4 separate regions of the Homo sapiens genome follow, and all the other regions are linked to region 3. Evidence: chromatin contacts called from ENCODE Hi-C or POLR2A ChIA-PET data. All regions are on one chromosome and are shown on one strand. Each heading gives the region's core, a stretch centred on a gene start or an enhancer-like site at or near the end of the contact. The rest is flanking DNA. Distances are from core to core; before and after follow the strand shown. Region 1 overlaps ZFR2 (zinc finger RNA binding protein 2). Region 2 overlaps NFIC (nuclear factor I C). Region 3 holds the start of HMG20B (high mobility group 20B). Region 4 holds the start of MATK (megakaryocyte-associated tyrosine kinase).

Region 1 (2,700 bases), core at 57-2,556, 240 kb before region 3:
TTCCAACCACTGTCCCCCTCACGCTTCCCCAGGGCGCTCCCCACACCCAGGCCTGGGGCAGCGTCCGCCTCTGCCCTGAGCAGGAAATGCCACAGCAGCCACGCTCCAGCACTGCTGTCCCCCTGAGGATTCCATGGGTCACACAAGAGCTGGGTCTCCGGGCAGCAGAGGCGGCGAGTCGGTGACAGCATCAGATGGGCTCAGAGCCTGGCTGCAGGGGCCTTGCTCGGGCAAGCGACACCGTGTCACCTCCCTTGCCCTTACCCAGGGCTGGCACCTGCTTCTCAGGCCCTGGTGACACCAGCCCTGGCGGCAAAGGACAGGTCTGAGCCATTTCCCCTGGGTCACGGCAGAAGCTCAGTTTGACTCTGTCCATCAGTCACCACAGTCCCAGTGCCACTGATTAGGAATGTAGGGAATCGGGGGTCTTAAAGCCAGACCTGCCAGGCCTGGGAGGGTGGGTGAGGGGCCGGGCCAGGCTAGGGGCAGCGAGGGTCTTGGCCAGCGGCCACAGCGAAGACAGGCATCAGTAACACACTGCACGTCTGTGCTCCCGAAGTCTCAGCCAGCTGTGGAATCTTCCAGAACAGTCTCTAGGGCAGTTTTCCAAACTCCTATCATCTTTTACCCCCTTCGTAATCTTTTTTGGTCATAACTGAGGGCCATGACCTACTGATGTTTCTCTTTCAATCGATTTGGTATTTTTTGTTTGTTTGTTTTTTGAGACAGAGTCTCGCTCTGTTGCCCAGGCTGGAGTGCAATGGCGCAATCTCAGCTCACTGCAACTTCCGCCGCCTGGGTTCAAGCGATTCTCCTGCCTCAGCCTCCGAGTAGCTGGGACTACAGGTGTGCGCCACTATACCCAGTTAATTTTTTTGTATTTTTAGTAGAGACAGGGTTTTACCAGGTTGGCCAGGTTGGTCTCGAACTCCTGACTTCAGGTGATCCACCCACCTCGGCCTCCCAAAGTGCTGGGATTACAGGCATGAGCCACCATGCCTGGCCCAATTTGTTTTTTAAAGCTTAAGTGTTTTGTTTTGTTTTTTAATAAGAGCCTTGAATCATTAAATGGAAAGTCACGATCAGTCCTCACAAATAGTCATCTAAAAACTAAGTACAGTGTGGGGAAGAGAGTGGCTTTTGGCGCTAGCTGAAGGCTGTGACACAAATGCGGAGGAGGCTGGGGAGTGGCGCGGTTGTGGGGGCGGGTTAAGGGTTGGCGGCCACTAGACAGTGGCTCTTTCCTGGCTCGGGTGGGTGATGAAGTGAGCGGAAATCCTTCTGTGAGGACAGATCAGTGACAGAAGAGCCCCGTGAGCCGCCCCCCAGGAAAGTGCACTTCCTGTCGGCCTTTTCCTGCCCCCGCTTCCTCTCCCCAGGCCCAGCGTGGTGGGGAGGTGAGCTTCTAAAACTCCCTTTTTAGGTCGGGCACAGCGGCCCACCTCTCTAATCCCAGCACTTTTGGAGGTCCAAGTGGGAGGATTGCTTGAGCCCAGAAATTCGAGACCAGCCTGGGCAAGGTAGTGAGACCCCATTTATAAAAAAAACAAAAAAATTTGGCCAGGCGCGGTGGCTCACGCCTGTAATCCTAGCACTTTGGGAGGCCAAGGCCGGCGGATCACCTGAGGTGAGGGGTTCGAGATCAGCCTGGCCAACACGGTGAAACGCTGTCTCTACTAAAAATATAAAAATTAGCTGGGCGTGGTGGCGTGCGCCGGTAATCCCAGCTACTCAGGAGGTTGAGGCAGGAAAATCACTTGAACCCGAGAGGCGGAGGTTGCAGTGAGCCAAGATTGCGCCACTGCATTCTAGCCTGGGCAACAGAGTGAGACTCCATCTCAACACAAACAAACAAATAAATAAATAAATAAATATTAGCTGGGTGTGGTGGTGCACGCCTGCAGTCCCAGCTACTCAGGAGGCTGAGGCAGGAGGATCACGTGAGCCCAGGAGTTCGAGGTTGCAGTGAGCTCCAGTCACACCACTGCACTCCAGCCTGGGCCACAGAGCGAGACCCTGTCTCTAAATACGTAAAAAATAAAATCCCCACCGGGCACGGTGGCTCACGCCTGTAATCCCAGCACTTTGGGAGGCTGAGGTGGGAGGATCACCTGAGGTCAAGAGTTCAAGACCAGCCTGGCCAACATGGGGAAACCCCGTCTCTACTAAAAATACAAAAATTAGCCAGATGTGGTGGCGGGCACCTGTAATCCCAGCTACTTGGAAGGCTGAGGCAGGAGAATCACTTGAACCCCGGAGACAGAGGTTGCAGTGAGCCAAGATCATGCCACTGCACTCCAGCCTGGGTGACACAGTGAAACTGTGTCTCAAAAAAAAAAAAGCGTCGAGGGGCCCAAACTGAGCCCCTCACCCCGTCGGCAGCAGAGCGGGACGAGGCACCTTCCCCGCACACCTCGAGGTTTTTCTTCTAGAAGGTGTGGAGGAGCCTCAGGCTGATGCAGGTGATGTCCTGAGCCCCAAGAAGTGCCTCGAGTCCCTGGCCGCCCTCCGTCATGCCAGGTGGTTTCAGGTCAGGGGGGCAGGGGTGGAGCAGGGGGAGAGGGGTGACTTTGAGGAACGTAGCTCAGAGGCACCAGGTCAACCCGGCGCGGCCGCCTCAGCCCCGTGGGCTCCCAGCGCAGACCGGGACGCCTGCCATCAGCTTCCTGGCCGAGTGCTGACTTGACAACCAACGCTGGC
Region 2 (2,700 bases), core at 192-2,691, 140 kb after region 3:
GAGGGAGGCTATTTTACACCCAGGGCTCAGAGAAAGCCTGACCGAGATGGTGGCATTTTACAGACCTCAAGATGAGACTGGATAAGAGGAAGGAACTTGTTAAAATCTGCAAAGCTCCGAGAACAGCGCCTGGCAACCGCCCCGTGACTGTTGGCTTCTCCGATGGGGATGATGTTTCATCACCTCCCTGAGGGCCACGATGTTCCCGGCACTGGGAACAGCCCGTGCAAAGGCCTCCGGGTAGAAATGCACTTGGCAAGTTGCAGGCCAGCAGGGTTGGAGTGGAAAGAGCCAGGGAGCCTGGTAGGTTTGGAGGTGGGACAGGCTCTTGGCTTTTGGGTGGCGGTGGGAGCAGTTCCTCTCCCGGCCCCCAGGGGGCAGCACGGACTGCAGGGAGCTCAGGGCTGTGTCCAGTTCTGCAGACCCAAACCCCCGCCAGTCCCCCTGTTACAATCTTTCTTTTTTAGAGACAGAATTTTGCTCTGTTGCCCAGGCTCGAGTGCAGCGGTGCAATCATAGCTCACTGCAGCCTCGAACTCCTGGGCTGAAGTGATGCTCCTGCCTCAGCCTCCCAAGTAGCTGGGACTACAGGCACGCATCACCACCCTTGGCTAATTTTTGTATTATTATTATTACTTTTTGTAGAGATAGGGTCTTGCTATGTTACCCAGGCTGGTCTCAAACTCCTGGGCTCAGGCGATCCTCCCACCTCAGCCTCCCAAGTAGCTGGGATTACAGGCATGCACCTCCGTGTTTGGCTAGTGTGTGTGTGTGTGTGTGTGTGTGTGTGTGTGTGTGTGTGTATATATTTTTTTTTTTTTTTTTGGGGTAGAGATAGGGTCTTGCTATATTACCCAGGCTGGTCTTGAACTCCTGGGGCTAGTGTGTGTGTGTGTGTGTGTGTGTGTGTGTGTGTGTGTATATTTTTTTTTTGGGTAGAGATAGGGTCTTGCTATATTACCCAGGCTGGTCTTGAACTCCTGGGCTCAAGCGATCCTCCCGCTTCAGCCTCCCAAAGTGCTGGGATTGCAGGCGTGAGCCACCGCACCCGGCCCCCTGTTACAGTCATTTGCTGAGTGAAGGCAATGAACCAACCCTGCCCCGCGCTGGGAGGTTCAGGGCCACGCATTCTGAAGAGGACAGAGCGGTGGCCCCCGAGTGTCCAGGAGAAGTGGCCAGAGCCGTTTCCTGCTGACCCAGCTGGCCAGCTGGTGTCAGCACGCCCCCTCCGCCTCCCCCGACCGGGGTTTCCTGTTTGTGCAGCGCCTGCTCAGCTCCATCTCTGGGGGACTCCCTGGCGAGCTGGGAGGACGTGATTTCCTCTACCAGACGCCCAAGCTCCCCAGGGGACCAGGCCAAGCGCCGCTGCCCCCACCTCCCTCCAACATCTGGCTTGGAGAGAGGCGTCTGGGGATCACAGGAGGCCGCGGAGGACCCGGGTCACAGACGGAGGAGTCACCGGGGGCCAGTGAGGAGTGGCCTCAGGCCTGTGAACCTCCGAGAACCTTCCAGCCTCCCTGTGCATGCCTGTTCCGGTCCTTCCAAGAAGGACGCCTCACCCACTCGCTTTCTCTTCCTTCCTTCTTTTCCTTTCCTTTTTTTTTTTTGAGACAGTCTCACTCTATCCCCCAGGCTGGAGTGCAGTGGCGTGATCTCGGCTCACTGCAACCTCCGCCTCCTCCTGGGTTCAAGCAATTCTCCTGCGTCAGCCTCCCGTGTCCTCCTAGTACAGATGGGGTTTCGCCATGTTGGCCAGGCTGGTCTTGAACTCCTGACCTCAGGTCATCCACCTGACTCGGCCTCCCAAAGTACTGGGATTACAGGTGTAAGCCACTGCGCCCTGGCCCCTTCCTTCTTTTTCTTTTCTTTTCTTTTTTTTTTTTTTGAGACGGAGTTTTTACTCTTGTTGCCCAGGCTAGAGTGCAATGGCGCGATCTCAGCTCACTGCAACCTCTGTCTCCCGGGTTCAAGCAATTCTCCTGCCTCAGCCTCTCGGGTAGCTGGGATTACAGGCATGTGCCTCCACGCCTGGCTAATTTTTGTATATTCAGTAGAGACAGGGTTTCTCCATGTTGATCAGGCTAGTCTCAAACTCCTGACCTCAGGTGATCCACCCACCTCAGTCCCCCAAAGTGCTGGGATTACAGGCGTAAGCCCCCGCACCCGGCCCTTCTTTTTCTCTCTCTCTTTCTTTTCTTTCTTTCTTTCCTTCTTTCTTCTTCTTCTTTTTTTTTTTTTTTTTTGACAGAGTCTCGCTGTGTCGCCCAGGGTGCACAATCTCGGCTCACCACAACCTCTGCCTCCTGGGTTCAAGCGATTCTCCTGCCTCAGCCTCCCGACTAGCTGGGATTATAGGTGTGTGCCAACATGCCCGACTAATTTTTGTATTTTTAGTAGAGACGGTTTCACCATGTTGGTCAGGCTGGTCTCGAACTCCTGACCTCAGGTGATCCACCTGCCTTGGCCTCCCAAAGTGCTGGGATTACAGGCGTGAGCCACCGCACTTGGCCCCTTCCTTCTTTTTCATCTCTCCTCCTTCCTCTCCCCATATATCCTCTCTTGTCTTCTTCTCTCTGCTTCATCCCTCCCTCTCTCCTTCTTTTCTTTCTACAAGTATTTATTGAGCACCCACTCTGCATCAGGCCCCATTCTAAGCCCTGAGGGCACAACAGAGATGTAGACAGACAAAGCCTCTGCCCT
Region 3 (2,700 bases), core at 1-2,500:
CCAGGGGTGAGGGGATCTGAGGAACTATGGGCCGAGGTTTGAGTACAGGGTTGGCGTTGACTTCGGTTGTGGGCGTGGCCTCTGCTTGGTGGGCGTGGTTTTCTGCTGGAGAACGGGCCCACAGGACCAAGGGGAGGGTGCCGCCCCCAAGGAGTGGAAGTGGGCGGGACCTTAGAGTGGGCAGAGCTGGCATTGTGCGGTGGGCGGGGCCTGGACTTAGAGTGGCAGAGGACCTGTCAGGGGCGTGGCAGCTGGCACGGGGCGGGGTCTCAGCTTCCAGAGGAAAATGGGCTGTGGGCGGAGCCACAAGCAATTCAAATCCAGCCTGGGGCGGGGCTTCGAGGCTGGGGCGGGAGCCCGGGGCCTCCCCCAGCTCAGCGCAGGGACTCTCACCTCCTCCTCGTGGGACCCCTTCTCGCCCGCGCGTGGACCCTCGCCGCGCTCTTGCTTGACAGTCACCACGAAGCCCCCATGCTGGCCCGGAGCCTTGCCGCCCGCCGGCCTGGAGCCAAGGATACCGCGGTCAGCCCCGTCCCAAGAATCTCCCCTCCCCCAAAAGCCCACCCCAGGGCGTTTTGACCCCCGACGGCGGGGCTGCAGCGAGAGTGCATGAGCCCGAGGAGGCAGGGTCTGATGGGGTCAGTATCCGGGGAAGGTGGGACAAGCGGGGCTCCTGGGAGGGACTGGAGGCCGAGGTGGGGGGTGCAGAATTGGGTGGAGGGAGAAGCCCCCTGACCCAGGTGGGGGAGTCAAGACTCCGGCGGGAGGGACTGGGTCAGGGGTTCAGGAGCTAGGGCTGCAGCCGGGAAAGTAGCGAGGGCGTGGGGAGGGGATCAGTGCACTCACGCGGCGGCCGCGCCGGGCTGCTTGGGGCCGTGGGACATGGCCGCTCCGGGCCGGACCTGGAACACGGACGCGGGCGGAGGTGAGTAGCGCCCGGGCTGCCCGATGGCAGACCGCGAACTGGGGTACCCCGCGATGGAGAGCCCCGGGATGCCGGGCCCGGAGCGCTGGGGGGGCCGGATCCAGGGGCAGGGAAGTCCTCGAGGGCGGGCGCCCCAAGAATCCTTTGTTGGGCGATTGCCCCCCCCGGGAGGCCTGGGCCGGTTTCCCCCGGGCCAGGAAAGACCCCGGCCCGGCCCTGGGACCCCTGCACCCCCGCCCCCTCTCAGGGCCCGGAGTTCCGCGGCTGTTTTCACCTCCAAAGAAACTTTCCCGGACCTCCCGACTGCGCGACGCTCCAACCAACCGCCCGCAGCCCGCCCCCGTCGGCCGCCCCGCCCCTCCCCGCCCCCGGCATGCTAATGAAGGCCTCGGCGAACGGTCCCATTGGGTGAGACCTTCCCCCCGGGCGAGCCCATGCAGATACCGATCGGCGCGCCGGCCGGCGATTGGTTGGGGAGGTTGCTGAGTCGCGTGGGAGGTTGGTAAGGAAGGCTGCGGGCGGTGCGTCAAGTTCGGCTGCGCTCGGCCGCGCTCGGGACCAATCGGGAGCGAGTGGCGGACTTGCCGGGCGGAGCCTCTTAAAGGGCCAGTAGGAGAGGCGCGGACTCCTCCTCCCTCTCTGAAGGCAAGACTCCCAGCCGCTGCCGGATGGGGCGACCGGCGGATCCGGGTCGGGCCCCGCCCCGGTTGCCATGGGGACGGAGGTGGGTTGCTAGGGTTAAGGTCCTGCGAGGCAGTCCCCAGCCCTAGGCAAGGTGGGACCTGTTCTTAACATCCTGCAAAACCTAGCGGAGAAGTTTCCTATGTATTTACTCAGTTTAGAGCCCCCGACGTCCGGATCCGAGGGCTTCTGGCCATAGGGGCTGCTCTCCCTCTGGGGTCTCGGCTTTCCCCCCTGTGCAACGGGGACATCACACGATATCCAGGACAGAGAGACTGGGATGCTGGGAAGCTGAGAACTGGGTGTGGGTCAGGCAGGGGGTGGGGTTGGGAGCTGGGCTGGAAGTGTTTGGGGAAAGATGGTGGTGAAGGGAGATGGCAAGGACTTCGTGAGGATGGGTCAGGAGGCTCCGCTCTGGTGGATCAGGGACCTCCCAGCAGCAGTCTAGGCTTCTGGCCCAAGTTGGGGCTGCTCACCTCCTCTTTTGTTTTTGAGACGGAGTCTCACCCTGTCGTCCAGGGTGGAGTGCAGTGGCTGGATCTCGGCTCACTGCAACCTCTGCCTCCCGGGTTCAAGCAATTCTCTGCCTCACCCTCCCGAGTAGCTGGGATTACACGCGCCTGCCACCACGCCCGGCTAATTTTTGTATTTTTAGTAGAGACAGGGTTTCACCATCTTGGCCAGGCTGGTCTTGAACTCCTGACCTCGTGATCCACCCGCCTCGGCCTCCCAAAGTGGTGGGATTACAGACGTGAGCCCCCACGCCCGGCCCACTTCCTCTTCCTCAAGTCCGCTTAAATGTCACTTGCTCAGCCAGGCCTTCTCTGATTTTTTTTTTGCCTCCATAAGTCGGCTTCTCCCTGTGGCCTGCCTGTTTGGTTCACAGCATTGCCCATGGTGGATGCTCAATACACATTCATTGAATCCTTCAGATGTCTAGGAGGCAGATGCAGCTGCTTTGGAAAACAGACTGGCATTTCCTCAAAGGGTTAAATAAATGTGGAATCACCATGCAATTCAGCAGTTCACTCCTAGGAATATACTCCAGACAACTGAAAACAGGTGTTCAAACAAAAGCGTGTACACAAGCGTCG
Region 4 (2,700 bases), core at 59-2,558, 210 kb before region 3:
AGGTGCAAGGCGTGGTGGCTCACGCCTGTAATCCCAGCACTTTGGGAGGCCGAAATGGGAGGATCGCTTGATCCCAGGAGTCCAAGACCAGCCTGGGCAACAAAGTGAGACTTCATCTCAAAAAAATAAAAATAAAAATACAAAAGTTAGCAGGGCGTGGTGGCACGCACCTGTAATCCCAGCTACTCAGGAGGGTGAGGAAGGAGAATTGCTTGAACCCGGGAGGTGGAGGTTGCAGTGAGCCAAGATAGCGCCACTGCACTCCAGCCCGGGTAACAGAGCAAGACTCCATCTCAAAAAAAAAAAAAGGCAAAGTGGCCAATTCTTGGATTCCTCCCAGGACAGGGAACTCACCCCCTCCTGAGGCTACCCCTTCTATGGCTCTATGAAAATTTGGGAAAAAAAAAATTACCCTGTGGTCCCAGCTACACGGGAGGCTGAGGCGGGAGGCTGGCTTGAGCCCAGGTGGTCAAGGCTGTAGTGAGCTATGATCACGCCACTGCACTCCAGCCCAGGGGATAGAGTGAGACCCTGTCTCAAAAAATAAATGAATAAAAATAAAGATAAAGGCCTGCATTGGGTGAAAGCAGATTGGGCGTTTTGGTCACCCCAACCACAAAGCCATCGCTGGGGGCCAGGGCCCTGTCCACCAAGACCAAGTGAGATCAAACTGTTCTGTGAGGTGAAAGCGGGTGGGGCCCCCACCCTCCATATGGGGGAGGAAATCCCGGCTGGAAAAGGGGTACCTCCTACCTACGGGCAGAGCCAGGTCCCTCCAACTCCCAGGCCCCCCTTTTACCCTCCAAGGAGGGCAGCTCTAAGAAGTTTGCATCCGGATGATTACAGTTCCCGATGATTCTGTTACTCCAATTTTCCCTTAATGTTGATGATTATGATAATGATATTGATAGCGGCTGACATTTTGAAAGCTTTTTTTTTGTCAACCACCAATAGCCCTCTGAGACGGTGGGTGCTCAAATGGGCGACACTGAGGGAGTTGGAATTGCAGAGTACGAAGTGTCCTCTGGGAGTCCGGGCTTGGCGCCTTGCTTATCTCCCCGGACGGGCAGCTCACTCTCCCTCACCCCCGGTCCCCGCCGCGCGCACTGGCGGCGCCCGTTCCACGCTCCAAGAACCCCGCTTCCCAGGGTGGGTGGGGGGTGCACGCCCGACAGGGCCAGGTCAGGGCCAGGCGTGGAGCCCGCGTGCGCCCCGGGACCCCGCCCGGGGCGCGCGGGAGGCGCCGGGGGCCGCGGAGGCGGGGCGGGGAGGGGCCGGCGGCGGCGGCGGCGCGCGGAGGAGACCGCAGTGCGGCCGGCGCTAGGACCCGCGGGGGCCTCCCAGGCCGCGGCGCCTCCCGCTTTCCCCCACTCCCCGACCCTTCTTCGCCCCCAAAATGAGGAAACGGAGCAACTCGCTCCAAGTTGTGCAGCCGGGACCGCCTCGGGGTGTGCAGCCGGCTCGCGGAGGCCCTCCTGGGGGCGGGCGCGGGGCGCGGCTCGGGGGCGCCCCCTGAGCAGGTGAGCACGTCGGCGGGGAGACGTGGAGAGACCCCGAGGCCGGGGTGGGGGGAAACCCCGAGGGCTCTAGGCGGGGGTGGGCCCGGGACGTGCGCAGGAAGGGCCGGTGTGTGCGCGAGTGTGCGCGTCCCGGGCGCGCAGCGGGTGCGCGGCTGGGGCGGAGGGTGCTCAGAGGCGATCGGACCCCGCGTGGTGGTGGCTGGGGTTTCCTGGGTGCGGGTGTGCGCGGCTACGAGCCCCGGGCGTGTGTACCCGCGCGTCCACGTGGAGGGCTGTGCGCGTGTGGCCGAAAAGCGTGTGCGCGGCCCTGCGTAGCGCCCTGCGTGCCCGAGTGGCCCGGCGCTGGCGCCCAGGTGTTCCAGTGTGGGGCGGCTGTGTGTGTGCCGGGGGCGGGGGACAGGTGCGCACGTTCCCAGGTGTGGAGCGCTTGTGCGCGCGGATGCGCGGGGACGTGTGCGCACACCTGTTTCCACGTGGACGTGGTCCTTTGCTTGTCTGCGCGCAGCTGTGTCCGAGCCCTGTGTGTTTCTGTGCGTGTGCATGCATCCGTATGCGTGTGAGTACACGTGGGACTGGAGGATTTCATGGGAGGCGCATCTTGGAGGGGCCGAGACTCACCCCCCAGCACCGCCCACTTCCCAGCCACTAGCGGTCGGGGAGATGGGGGAGGCAGGGAGGCTCCCCCACCCCTGCAGCAATGAGTGACTTTGTGTGTCTGTCCTGGGTTTGGGGGGGGATCAGAGAGGCTCAGCGGGTGGCCGGAGGAGCCCAGCAGGGCTACAGGACCCGCCCCTGCCCCCAGCTCCACCCCACGGTCAGAGATTCTTGGGAATGACCTTGACTCATCCCTATTTCCCCACCCTGCCCCTGCCTACCAACCAGAAAACAGGAAGAACCAGGCTCGGTCCAGTGGCACCCAGCTCCCTACCTCCTGTGCCAGCCGACTGGCCTGTGGCAGGCCATTCCCAGCGTCCCCGACTGTGACCACTTGCTCAGTGTGCCTCTCACCTGCCTCAGTTTCCCTCTGGGGGCGATGGCGGGGCGAGGCTCTCTGGTTTCCTGGCGGGCATTTCACGGCTGTGATTCTGCTGAGGAACTTCCCCGGGTAAAGATCACTTCCCCACAGGGGCTTGGGGAGCCAGTTCTGGGTCCCATCCAGGATGCCTCTGGGGAGGCTCTC

What was found. Hi-C counts contacts between places; a loop is a spot of excess contacts on that map. ChIA-PET counts read pairs that join two places held with the same protein, here RNA polymerase II (POLR2A). Pooled maps may share reads with other maps.
Region 1: a loop to region 3 is called in a pooled map, with 5 times the contacts of the local background. The contact joins the enhancer-like site here to the promoter of HMG20B in region 3. A Hi-C loop is called at or near these places in 1 of 37 single-sample maps with no recorded cell type and 5 of 50 pooled maps. POLR2A ChIA-PET finds 5 or more read pairs at or near these places in 1 of 52 experiments (WTC11).
Region 2: a loop to region 3 is called in a pooled map, with 2.6 times the contacts of the local background. The contact joins the enhancer-like site here to the promoter of HMG20B in region 3. A Hi-C loop is called at or near these places in 1 of 168 maps with a recorded cell type or tissue (CD4-positive, alpha-beta T cell), 4 of 37 single-sample maps with no recorded cell type and 10 of 50 pooled maps. POLR2A ChIA-PET finds 5 or more read pairs at or near these places in 2 of 52 experiments (HEK293 and naive thymus-derived CD4-positive, alpha-beta T cell).
Region 4: a pooled map shows a loop between it and region 3 (2.6-fold over the local background). The contact joins the promoter of MATK here to the promoter of HMG20B in region 3. A Hi-C loop is called at or near these places in 1 of 50 pooled maps. POLR2A ChIA-PET finds 5 or more read pairs at or near these places in 2 of 52 experiments (WTC11 and activated CD4-positive, alpha-beta T cell).

What each region holds. Positions count from the first base shown.
Region 1 is chr19:3,811,102-3,813,801 of GRCh38, reverse strand. ZFR2 (zinc finger RNA binding protein 2) reads left to right here. Exons shown (of 19, transcript NM_015174.2): 15 at 2,436-2,530. Among named protein-coding and RNA genes, the nearest start is that of MATK, 26 kb to the right of the region's middle. Within about 2 kb of position 1,306, at least 13 of the 41 ENCODE cell types and tissues checked have a DNase peak (open chromatin) inside an H3K27ac peak, as active enhancers do.
Region 2 is chr19:3,427,357-3,430,056 of GRCh38, reverse strand. The region is part of intron 3 of NFIC (nuclear factor I C); the gene reads right to left. Among named protein-coding and RNA genes, the nearest start is that of SMIM24, 52 kb to the left of the region's middle. Within about 2 kb of position 1,441, at least 31 of the 41 ENCODE cell types and tissues checked have a DNase peak (open chromatin) inside an H3K27ac peak, as active enhancers do.
Region 3 is chr19:3,571,494-3,574,193 of GRCh38, reverse strand. It overlaps HMG20B (high mobility group 20B), which reads right to left and starts at 1,250. Exons shown (of 10, transcript NM_006339.3): 1 at 1,200-1,250; 2 at 847-902; 3 at 394-502. The coding sequence starts at 884. LOC124904618 (a long non-coding RNA gene) reads left to right here and starts at 377. Exons shown (of 2, transcript XR_007067101.1): 1 at 377-1,649; 2 at 2,539-2,700. RefSeq lists silencers at 984-1,073, 1,094-1,143, 1,164-1,303 and enhancers at 1,484-1,573, 1,468-2,035, 2,036-2,604.
Region 4 is chr19:3,784,989-3,787,688 of GRCh38, reverse strand. MATK (megakaryocyte-associated tyrosine kinase) reads left to right here and starts at 1,308. Exons shown (of 14, transcript NM_139355.3): 1 at 1,308-1,520; 2 at 2,403-2,625. The coding sequence starts at 2,554. RefSeq lists silencers at 151-349, 2,224-2,518 and enhancers at 2,224-2,518, 1,880-2,700.